2 separate regions of the Homo sapiens genome follow, and region 1 is linked to region 2. A link is an interaction called in ENCODE POLR2A ChIA-PET data of the cell type or tissue named here. Cell type or tissue: PC-3. All regions are shown on one strand. Each heading gives the region's core, and the rest is flanking DNA. Links, peaks and the distances in the headings are about the cores only. Region 1 overlaps LOC105373071. Region 2 overlaps ATXN10 (ataxin 10).

What was found. ChIA-PET counts read pairs that join two places held together with the same protein. Peaks named below come from ENCODE experiments on the same cell type or tissue, not always from the same donor. Only the 100,000 strongest peaks of a DNase experiment are listed, where the experiment ranks them.
Region 1: POLR2A ChIA-PET joins it to region 2 with 8 read pairs; 2 of 35 experiments call an interaction of 5 or more read pairs at or near these places.

Annotation. Positions count from the first base shown.
Region 1 is chr22:45,890,702-45,896,081 of GRCh38, reverse strand. It overlaps LOC105373071, which reads right to left. Exons shown (of 6, transcript XR_007068133.1): 6 at 1,666-2,251. Among named protein-coding and RNA genes, the nearest start is that of WNT7B, 84 kb to the left of the region's middle. RefSeq lists an enhancer at 1-473. In PC-3, for the core only: no CTCF peak of the experiment used is centred there; no DNase peak of the experiment used is centred there.
Region 2 is chr22:45,716,076-45,721,455 of GRCh38, reverse strand. ATXN10 (ataxin 10) reads right to left here. Exons shown (of 12, transcript NM_013236.4): 6 at 2,963-3,043. Among named protein-coding and RNA genes, the nearest start is that of MIR4762, 42 kb to the left of the region's middle. In PC-3, for the core only: no CTCF peak of the experiment used is centred there; no DNase peak of the experiment used is centred there; H3K27ac peaks cover 626 bases.

The sequences.
Region 1 (5,380 bases), core at 185-5,184, 170 kb before region 2:
CGGAGTCTGCACAGGCGCTGCTCCCAGCACTCCCATTGCCAGATCTGCAGCATGGAAGCCTCCCCTGGGCTCTGGGGACAGAGCTCAGCATCCTGGAGAAGATGCACGGAGGCAGCACCGCGGCCGGCAGGATGGCTGGGGTCAGAGCCTGGCTCTGGTACCGGGTGGCTTCTCCCTGTGGCCTTCAGAGGCCTGTCCTTCCCAGGCCTGCTGCAAGGACAGGGGCCACCAACCTCAGTGCTGCTGAGACCACAGCCCTCTCCCCAGCCATGTCCTCCACCCTCCACCTTCCCTGCCTGACCTCAGACCCCACCTGGGTCCTCGCCTGCCTTCTCTGCCAGGCAGACTCCTGCTTACCTCCAAGAAAAAGCTCCAGGCCCCCTCGTCCAGAAGCCTTCACTGCCTCCTCGCTGGGCAAGGCCCTGATGAGGGAAGTCGGGGGCCATGGAAAACTGTCTGGGTCCTGGGAAGGCTTCTGGAGGAGGTGATGATGGAGGAGAAGTTTAAGTCAAAAGGAGGCAGGAAGGAGCTATCAGGAAGGCAGGTTGGAGTCTGTCGAGGGCCCTTGCCACCCCGAGGTGTTGACCACTTTACGCTGTGGCCTCTGCAGGGGCTAGGCCGAGTCCCCTCCAAGAGCCTGGCATGCACACGGTGAGTGCCAATATATTGACTATCTGACCTTTGAAAAATAACACATGTGGAATATTGAGTCTTGGTCATACTCGCATTTTTGAGCCCATCTGTCTCTATGTATTTCGCAGTACAGTGTATTTTTAAAATATGGCCTTATTATTTTTAAAGTTTGTTTCCATCAATTTTCCTGCAATCTTCAAAGTTTGAATTAATCTTTCTTTCTTTCTTTCTTTTTTTTTTTTGAGAGGGAGTCTTGCTCTGTTGCCCAGGCTGGAGTGCAGTGGTGCAATCTCGGCTCACTGCAACCTCCACCTCCCGGGTTCAAGTGATTCTCCTGCCTCAGCCTCCCGAGTAGCTGGGATTACAGGCACCAGCAACCACACCCAGCTAATTTTTTGGGTTGTTTGTTTGTTTGTTTGTTTTGAGATGGAGTCTCACTCTGTCACCCAGGCTAGAGTGCAGTGGCGCAATCTTGGCTCACGGCAACCTCTTCCTCCTGGGTTCAAGCGATTCTCATGCCTCAGCCTCCCAAGCAGCTGGGATTAAAGGCACCTGCCACCGTGCCCAGCTAATTTTTGTATTTTCAGTAGAGACAGTTTTTACCAAATTGGCCAGGCTGGACTCGAACTCCCGACCTCTAGTGATATGCCCACCTCGGCCTCCCAAAGTGTTGGGATTACAGGCATGAGCCACTGCGCCGGGCCTGGATCAATCTTAATTAATCCAAAGGTCATGATCTACCCAGAAGTGTCCATTGATAGCTCACATTCACATTTTAACGGCCCCAGAATGTGAATCTGTGCTGTCCATGGACACTTCTGGGTAGATGATGACATTTGGATCAAGAAAATTGTCTCTCTCTGCAGGGTTGGGGTACCTTGTGAGCACACGGCAGATTCTCAGTTCTGACATTTTGCGTTGAAATGTGTAAATATTTCAGCCTAAAGTTTCCCACAGGTGCTGTCTTTTGGCCTCCGTTCGGAGTACAAATATTTAACAAATATTTGTACAAGACAAATCTCGTCAAATAAATTGTTTCTATGATGATTTTTAATGATTCTTCAAATGTACGTGCTGCAAAACCGTGGGCCTACTTAATTCCATTCCATTTCAATCTAGAATATAAATTTATCCAGTTAATAGGAACTCCATGAGCTGATGCTTCCCAAGGTTCAGGATGTTCCCAAGGACACAGGTACGATTTCCAAATGAAATCTTGTCACTTTCTGAGCCTTCACTAGTGGATGTGATCAATTCCTGTCCGGCTTCTGTAGGGATGACTGAATTTTAATGTCTTTTGCTTTGCGAGCCGTGTTTCCAGTCATTGCAATTCTACATTTCAAAGCTGAAGTGTTTTGGTGCTTCGTTTGTTGAAGTCTTTGATTACACTTCTGATTTTTTTTTTTTTTTTAACAAACCACAAGCAAAATTTAGAGAACCTGTTTCCAAAGACACGCATGAGCATGGCAGGTCTCCTGGGCTTGTCCTTGAAGCAGCGTTCTGGAGGCTTCTGTGCTTGGGAGGCGAGAGGCCGGCAAGGCTGGAGTCTCTGTGCCAGAGCACTTCTGTGAAGGTGACACCGCATGGTCTCAGATGCATTGCCGTGCAGCTCCTGTGACTGGGCACACCGGAAGACAGTGGCAAAGGTGAATAACCACAGCCTCTGCTTTGCCACCTGGTCACAGCCGCAGTTATGAATTCTGTGAGCGTCACCACCAAGCTCGTCTCTACCCCATTTGGTGTCTGACTTTAATGAGAACATTGCTTTTACCACAGAATTTCTGTGTCTATCATCACTGCAAAAACAAACAATTTTGCCTTCGTGCTGAACTTTTAAACTGAATTTGCAAGAGCATTCACGATCATGTCTAATGAGTCACTCTAGACAGAATCAACTTCTAAAAGCTTTACCTTGATTGCATAGATCGGGTGAAAAATCTAGCTGCCATTGGAATTTGCAATTTGCTGGTGGTGTCTCAGGAGTAGGGGTGGTCCCAGCTGTCCCCAGCCAGGGTGGCTGCAAGTTCCATCCCAGGGTTCCCCTCAAGCTGCCCTGCCCAGCTTCTGGAAGCACAGGCCGCGACGGCCAGGGCCGCAGGTACCTGCCAAGGTGCAGCCAGCCCCTAGGAGGCCAGGGTCTGAGAGGTAGGCCCCAGGAGGACATGTGGGCTTTTTCACTGGCTTATAGCCACACACAGTCTGAGGCGGTGGGTGGGTCTTAGTCCCCTGAGACACAAGTGGGGAAACAGGCTCTGGGTCAGCAGGTGCCTCACCCAGGTTGAGCCAGGGTGGAACAGAGACTGAACCCATGTCTAGCCATGCCTGCCTGGTGGGCAAGGCCGGGGGCATAGGGTGTGCGGGTGCTGCATGTGGGGAAGGGGCCACAGGGCCCTGGCCGGAGGTGGCTCCCCAGGATATCTGGTTCCAACGCCACTTCTCTTACCAGCCTGAAATGCCACTGGCTTCATGCCATGGCTTGATGCCTCACGTGGCATCTCCTGTCCTCCCTGGCCCCCGAGCCCTTCTGTGGTCAGGCATGTCCTATCTCATGGGGTTCCGTGGGACACTGTTTGGGAATCACCGAGTGATCCGTGCACTAAAAGCAGTTGCACTGAGAGGGCTTCCAGGGGCTGGCGTAGCCTGGCCCAGCAGAGGGGTCTGGTCTATGGGCAGTTGCCAGGCTTCTCAGCCTCACAGTGCTGCTTCCTTCCTGTTCAGCCTCCAGCAGGTCCCCTCCTCCGCCTCAGTTTCCCCACTTGTAAAATGGGGTGACTGACCTGCAGGATGCCCCTTCTCATGTTGTCAGGAGCTGATTCCCCAGGGCCTTGAGCACATGAGGCAGGAGGGGACCTGCCAGGCCAGAGGCTGCTCACACGTCCCAGCCAGGCCCCAGTGGGGCCCCAGCCTGCTCACCACAGCCCCAGACCACAGCTGCCAAGGCCTCCTGAGGCGGCCCCCGCAGCCCAGGGCCCTGCCCAGACAGGGAAGCCCGGGAGCAGGGGGGAGAATCGGTTCCGCAGGGCTTAGGTGTTCCCAGTAAAGCAGCTCCAGGCAGCCGCTACCAAGACGCCAGAGGGCCACCTGAACAGGGATGCCCCGGGCTGGGCAGGAGCTCTCTCCAGAGGCTGCTGCGTGTGGGCGAGGGTCTGGGGTGTTCAGGTCTTGGGGCTCTGGGCCAGCCCTTCTCCTTCCAGAGAGGGTCCCTGCAAATGGCTGTCTGCATGGCCCGGGGAGCAGCGTGACCACACCGAGGGGTGCAGAGATGGGGGCTTGAGAGTGCCCGGGGCCCGGGTGTGGCCAAGGAGATGGAGGGGTTGTTGCCCACTTCAGTCAAGAGAGTCACGGCAGGCCTGGAGGCACCCCGGTCGGCGCACCCCTCGGGGGGCTGTCCGGGTGAGGTGGGTGGGGCTGGGACTCTGCTGGTTCTGGTTGCTACAGGCACTGATCCCCCAGGGCACGGGCTCAGCCTGCTCCTTTGTTCATTCCACACACACAGACCACATTTGAAGGTGGCCCTTGGGGTGTCTGGCCTGGTGTGGGGGCCACAGGGGCTCATGGCTTGGAGGGGAAGAGAGGCAGAGGGAGACAGATCAGGCAGGGATAGGCTGCTGGGTGGGGAAGGGGCGCTGTGCACACAGGTGTGGCCGATCCCGGGGGTGGGGTACTAGGTGTCCACACTCACTCCCAACAGTACTTAGCTACTTCCCGCGGGGCGCGGGCGCGTGTGGGCACTGGGCCACCGCGGTGAACAAGACAGACCAAAGCCTACCTGCCGGGCCGGCCGCTCCAGTGCAGACACAGAACGCGAAAGAGGAAGGGAAGCGCTGGGCGGTGGTGAACATCCTGCGGGGCCCCTGGGCTGGCGCAGGGCAGGGCCCTGAGGGATGGGGTGGAAGCGGGGCCTCACCGAGAAGTGTCCCCACAGCCAAGACCTGAAGGCGGGGAGGGAGTGGGCCCCAGGGTGGGGGGGCCGTGGGAGGAGCAGCAGAGGATGAGGGGGACTGAGGCCCAGAAAACATCTGTGGCTGGGGTGGATGAAGCCAGGTGTGAGGGCGCGAGGACGCGGGGTGAGGACGCGGGGTGAGGACGCGGGGTGAGGACGCGGGGTGAGGAGGACGCGGGGTGAGGACGCGGGGTGAGGACGCGGGGTGAGGACGCGGGGTGAGCCTCTAGCAGAGGCTGTGGGGGGCCGGGGGACGTGGGGCAGGTGCTGCTGCAGCTACCAGGAGAGGGAGGGCGGTGCTGGGACCCGCGATGGAGACCGCGGAGGTGGGGCCGGCGGGGTTCCTGAAGGACAGACGCTGGGCTGGGAGAACGGTGGGTACGGGAGAGCCCGGGGCTGCGGCCAGAGCTCCTGGGAGGAAGGAGGCGAGGGCCGTGCGGGGAGCTGGGAAGGGGTCGGAGCAGGGAGGAAGGCGGTTTCTCAGACAACATCCTCTGGAGAAATGAGGCTGGTCTTGGGCCGAAAGTTGGTTTTAGGTCTGACAGGACGTGGAGGGCCCTTGCTCGTGGGGTCTAGCGGTGCATCCCTTTCTCAGTGTGGCAGCCTGATTACTGCACACATCCCAACACACCTCCCTGCCCCGCACACACACGCCCCGCACACACTCGCCCCGCACACACTCGCCCCGCACACACTCGCCCCGCACACACTCGCCCCGCACACACACGCCCCTCACACACACGCCCCTCACACACACGCCCCTCACACACACGCCCCTCACACACACGCCCCTCACACACTCGC
Region 2 (5,380 bases), core at 74-5,073:
ATGCCAGGCACTGAGAGTTTTATACACATTTCAATCAGTTATCATAACAATTTCATGGGGTAGCTACTATTATTCTCATTAACCTATCCAAAGTAGTAAGCGGCAGCACTAGCATCTGTCCTTAACTACTATGCCGTACACAGAGATCATAAACCTGAAAACTACACAAGCTGTTTACCACGAGCAGCTAGTCCAATTTGTTAATATTCACTCCAATTCACCTGGAAAGGAGACCAGACAAGTATGTAAATGTAGGCTCTCATTTTTGCTGAATCATGCCACGTGAATTGATGATGAGTCTATATCCAAAATTTCCCCACCGAGTAATCTGCATGAATAGACTACCAGCCTCTGGGTGAAGAAGTCAACTAATTTTGACAACAATGAAAAGAACTAGCACAAGAAAAAAGCTTAAGAATTTACACAGCACTGTCATTCTTGTACATAACAACACATGGTTATTACCCTCACAGTAAGGGCAGGGACTGTGTCTCTGTAATGCTCACATGCACTCACTTGCCCTCTCACCTCCCACCATGGGATAACACAGCAAGAGAGCCCTCACCAAATGCCAGTGCCATGTTCTTGGACTTCCCAGCCTCAGACTGTTAGAAATAAATTTCTTTTCTTTATAAATTACCCACTCTCCAGGACTCTGTTATGGCAGCAGAAAACAGATTAAGACAGTAGATGCACCATTTACATTCCCACCAGTAGGAAATAAACAGTGCACAAGGGTTCCAATTTCTCCATATCCTTGCCCAAACTTCCTCTTTTCAGTTTGTTGATAGTAGCCATCCTAATGGGTATCAAGTGGTACCTCATTGTAGTTTATTGTTAATGGGTACAGAGTTTCTGATACACAAGATGAAAAAGTTCCAGAGGTTCACTGCACAGCAATGTGAACATCCTTCACACCCCCTGAACCGTACATTAAAAAATGGTTACAATGGTAGTCTGGCATGGTGACCCACACCCGTACTCCCAGCAACTGGGGAGGCTGAGGTGGGAGGATTGTTTGAGGCCAGGAGCTTGGGGCTGTAGTGCACTACGATCACACTTGAGAGCAGCCACTGCACTCTAGGTTGGGCAACACACAGCAAGACCCTGTCTTATACCTTTTCCAAAAAAAAAAAAAAGGTTACAATAGTAAACTTTATATTATGTGTGATTTACCACAATTTTTTGACAAAGGCTATTGTCAAAATCTAGTCAAAGATTCCATAGGGTAAACTAGGGCTGTGACAAAAAAGAGAATAAATACATAAGACCTTGGGATAGTATAACTGATAAGGTTTACTGACCAGTATGAACTGAAAAGGTAAAGTGGAGAAGCTGAGTATAACCTTGAGGCTTCCAACTTAGAAGATAAGATTACATTAATCAATATACTAGAGGAACACTTTATTGAGTAAGAATATTCATTCATTCACTCATGCTTTCACTGAAAAACTATTTTTTTTTCTTTTTGAGCACCTGCTGTGTGCCAACCACTGACTGGAAATGTGGAATGAAGAATAAGAAGGGATGAATCCTTGCCCTCAGGGTGCCAACAATCTAATGGAAATGTGCTACAATAACAAGCAGGTATGTGACACAACACGATGAATGAATGATGTGATGAAATGACAGCTCATCTCCTCCAGAAGAAAAATAAAGCAGGGGCAAGAGGAGGTGACAACTGAGCAGAACCTTGAATGAAGTAAGGATGCACCTGATACAACTTTATCAATAAAAATAAAACATTTTTAGTCTACCATCACCATGTAGTTATGTAATAAACCATTTAAAAATAGATAATTTTGATAGACTATGGAAAATATCAGCTTGAATATTAAAATACAATTAAACTGTGCATTCTTCCTGTATTCAGGTGTTCCTTACTGCAAAAAAAAAAAAATACTAATTTTTAGCACTGTATGTCGTATTATCTCTTTTAGGTCAAAAAACTACAAATACTTCTCTATCTGTAATGGGGGTATACATATAGGGAAAGAAGCACTGGAATTGGACTTATAAACCTGGTATTTCATATGACTTTAAAAGCATAAGCTTTTCCTGTTTGAGATATTAAAGAAGAAAAATGACCTAATTAATAAAAGACTACAAAAGTACACAAAGCTTAACTACTGAAACCTAAATACAAAGTAAAAAGTCCAAAACCACTAAAACTCGTGACTACAATCAAAAGATTAACAACTTTAAGAGATTTTCATCACTAGATCTGTAGTTTCTGAATATATTTTGTTATTTTCCTAAGGCAACATTTCTAATAAGGTTAGGAAAAATATATTCTATTGAAATGAAGTGTACTGCAAATTATTTATTCAATCTCCTTAATTTACAGGTCAAGAAACTGAATCCCTTGTACCTTACCATAGAGGTTTAGGAAAAAAAAAAAAAATACACACACACACGAACCTGAATCCCAACAAGGTCACATAAAGAACTATAATCACAGCAAAGCACAGGGCCAGTGTCTTAGAACTCCTAGGTCACTGTTTTTCCTACTACAGTAACTGTGACATTGTGGACGGGCGTCAATTTTATTTTAGTCCAAATTATCCATTAGAAACCTACAAACCTAGCAGAGTGTATCACAAATAATAACACCCATGACCTAAACAAATGAGTACACCTCAAATATTCAACTGTAATACACAGTTACATAAATTACTATTCTAAAATCCAGGCATATGCATAATATTTTGTTCTTAATGTTTTTCTTAATATGCATTTACTGAATAATGGCACCAACCTGGATCCTGCTACCCTCCATAAATCACTGCCTACTGTGGCTAAGCTGTAATGTTAACCAACCAATTTAAAACCATTACCAACACAGAAACATGTATTTAGAGATTCTGTGCCAACTCAGAAACCACACAGCTTTTCAGTCACGTGCATCGAATACCCTATATGGAATGCTAAATACTCCAGACCACGCTGGTTGGGGGGTTACCTTTCTTGATTGTTCAGTTTGGGAAACATGGCTTGTACCAATTCCGGGCTTTTCAGAAAGAGGTCTGTAATAATCAAGAACCTAGGGAAAAAAGAGGAGGAAAGTTTGGTTACTTGAAACATAGTAAAAGAGACATGCCCTTATCTACTTTATAGGCACCACTTACACACAAAAGCATTTCTTTTCAGTGAATTTTTGATTTGCTGTAATCTTAAATGTCTTAAAAGGTTCACATACTATTAATCTATCAGCAGCTAAAAGGAAAAAAAATCCTAAAAATATTTTTCTCCAATTTTACTTCTGAAAGCTTTATGGAAATAATTTAAATTGATTCAACGGGAAGACAGGGCTACTATAGCTGTTATCTAAGTTGAGAAAGAAAAATTCTTCATTTAGCAACAAGATCAGGTATAAACAAAAAACATATTAAATTGGTTTAGTCAGAAGCTAACTGCTATAATGAACCAGAGAAAGACTTGTCACACTTCCATTACTGGCTTGATTATTCACTCTTTAAGAATTCTCAAGTTACCAAGAAAACATCCTCATTGTCAAGCAATGCACTCATCTAAACTTAAGAGATCAACTTATGGAAACCCCAAGGCAAAGATTATAGGCATAGTTCTTCAAAGTACCCCTGTGACAACTAAAAAGATTCAACACTATTATTAATTAATTATGAATTATATTTACCAGAGGGCATCTGAGGAAAAGACTTAAGAACTAAGGAATATACTGATTATAACCAGGTTATAGTAATAAAAATTGACTGCAAGCATTAAATATATTGACACATAGTTTAATCACTTAACAATACAAAAATACAATAAAACTATATTCAGTCTGATAACCAAATGAAGCATATTAACTACTACAATACACTGTCACTTCACATAAAAGCGAAATCCAAATACATATTCTATTTCCTCTACAGCATTTAAAATAGCTGATCAACACTCTGATGTAAAATATTCCTAAAAATAATGGATAATATTTGAAATTCTCAAACAGTATTCCTATCAATCTGGGCAGGTCAATAGAAATCTATGCAATCCCAGATGGATACACAAACTAAATTGAGATCTTAAAGCTCATTCATAATTCAGGTACTTAGAATTTAAAGCATTTTCCCATAAGAATAGCAAAAACGCAATATTCCAAGTCACAAGCCATATTGCCAAATATATTCTCCAAACAATAAAGACCCATATTTAGTCAGATAATTTACAGAAGAACATGTTAAGTGCTGACAGATACACATTAAGGATTATATAATAGAAACAAATGTATCTAACCAATAGGCTGGGGGCAAGAGGGGTGACAGACAGGGGGCAAGAAGATCAAACAGGCTAGAGGAGGTATTTCGCCAATCCCTAGAAGAAGGAAAAGAAGATAGCATTTAAATTAGGAGGGGAAAAAAAGGACTTAGAAAAACAGCAAGAAGGAAAGAACAGCAGTGTGTCTGGGGAACTACAAGCAACAAAATACTATTAGGGCTTCAAAAGGAAGTCAGGACCCAAAAGCGTGGGTCTTCAGAGTGTCTCAGGTGAAGAAAGTTGCCTCAACCAAGGTTTGAGTTTATTGAAGACTGATGTGATAACTACACATTCTTTCATAGTGTTGGTAATTAGTGCTCTCTTTCTTTTTTCTTGATCAATTTTGTTGGTCAAAGATCAACTTTTGCCTTTGTGAATTTTTTCTATTGTTTTTGTCTTATGTTTCATTGATTTCTGTCATCTTTTATTTCTTTCTTTCTTACTTACTCAGGACTTACTATGCTCTTCTTTTTCTATCCTCTCAAAGTAGAACTGTGGGTCACTGATTTCAGACCTTTCTTTATTAATAGAAACATTCCAGGCCGTGGCTCACACCTTGTAATCCCAGCACTTGGGAGACTGAGGTGGGTGGATTACTTGAGGTCAAGAGTTTGAGACCAGCCTGGCCAACACAGCATAGTGAAACCCCATCGCTACCAAAAACACACAAAAAAAATAGTTGGATGTGGTGGTGCATGCCTGTAATCCCAACTACTCGGGAGGCAGAGGTATGAGAATCACTTGAACACAGGAGGCAGAGGTTGCAGTGAGCCAAGATCATGCCACTGCACTCCATGCACTCCAGCATGGGCGACAGAGCAAGACTCTATCTCCAAAAAAAAAAAAAAAAAAGGAAGCACTCAAAGCAATAAGCTCTCCTCTAAGCGCCGCTTTCGTTTTTGTTGTCTTTTTAAGACATGGGGTCTCGCTCTGTCACCTAGCTGGAGTGCAGTTGTGCGATCATAGCTCACTGCACCCTCAAACTTCTAGGTTCGAATAATTTTCCCACCTCAGTCTCTCAAGTAGATAGAACTACACGCATGTGCCACCATACGCAGCTTTTTTTATTTTTATTTTTTTGGCAGAGACAGTGTCTTACTAT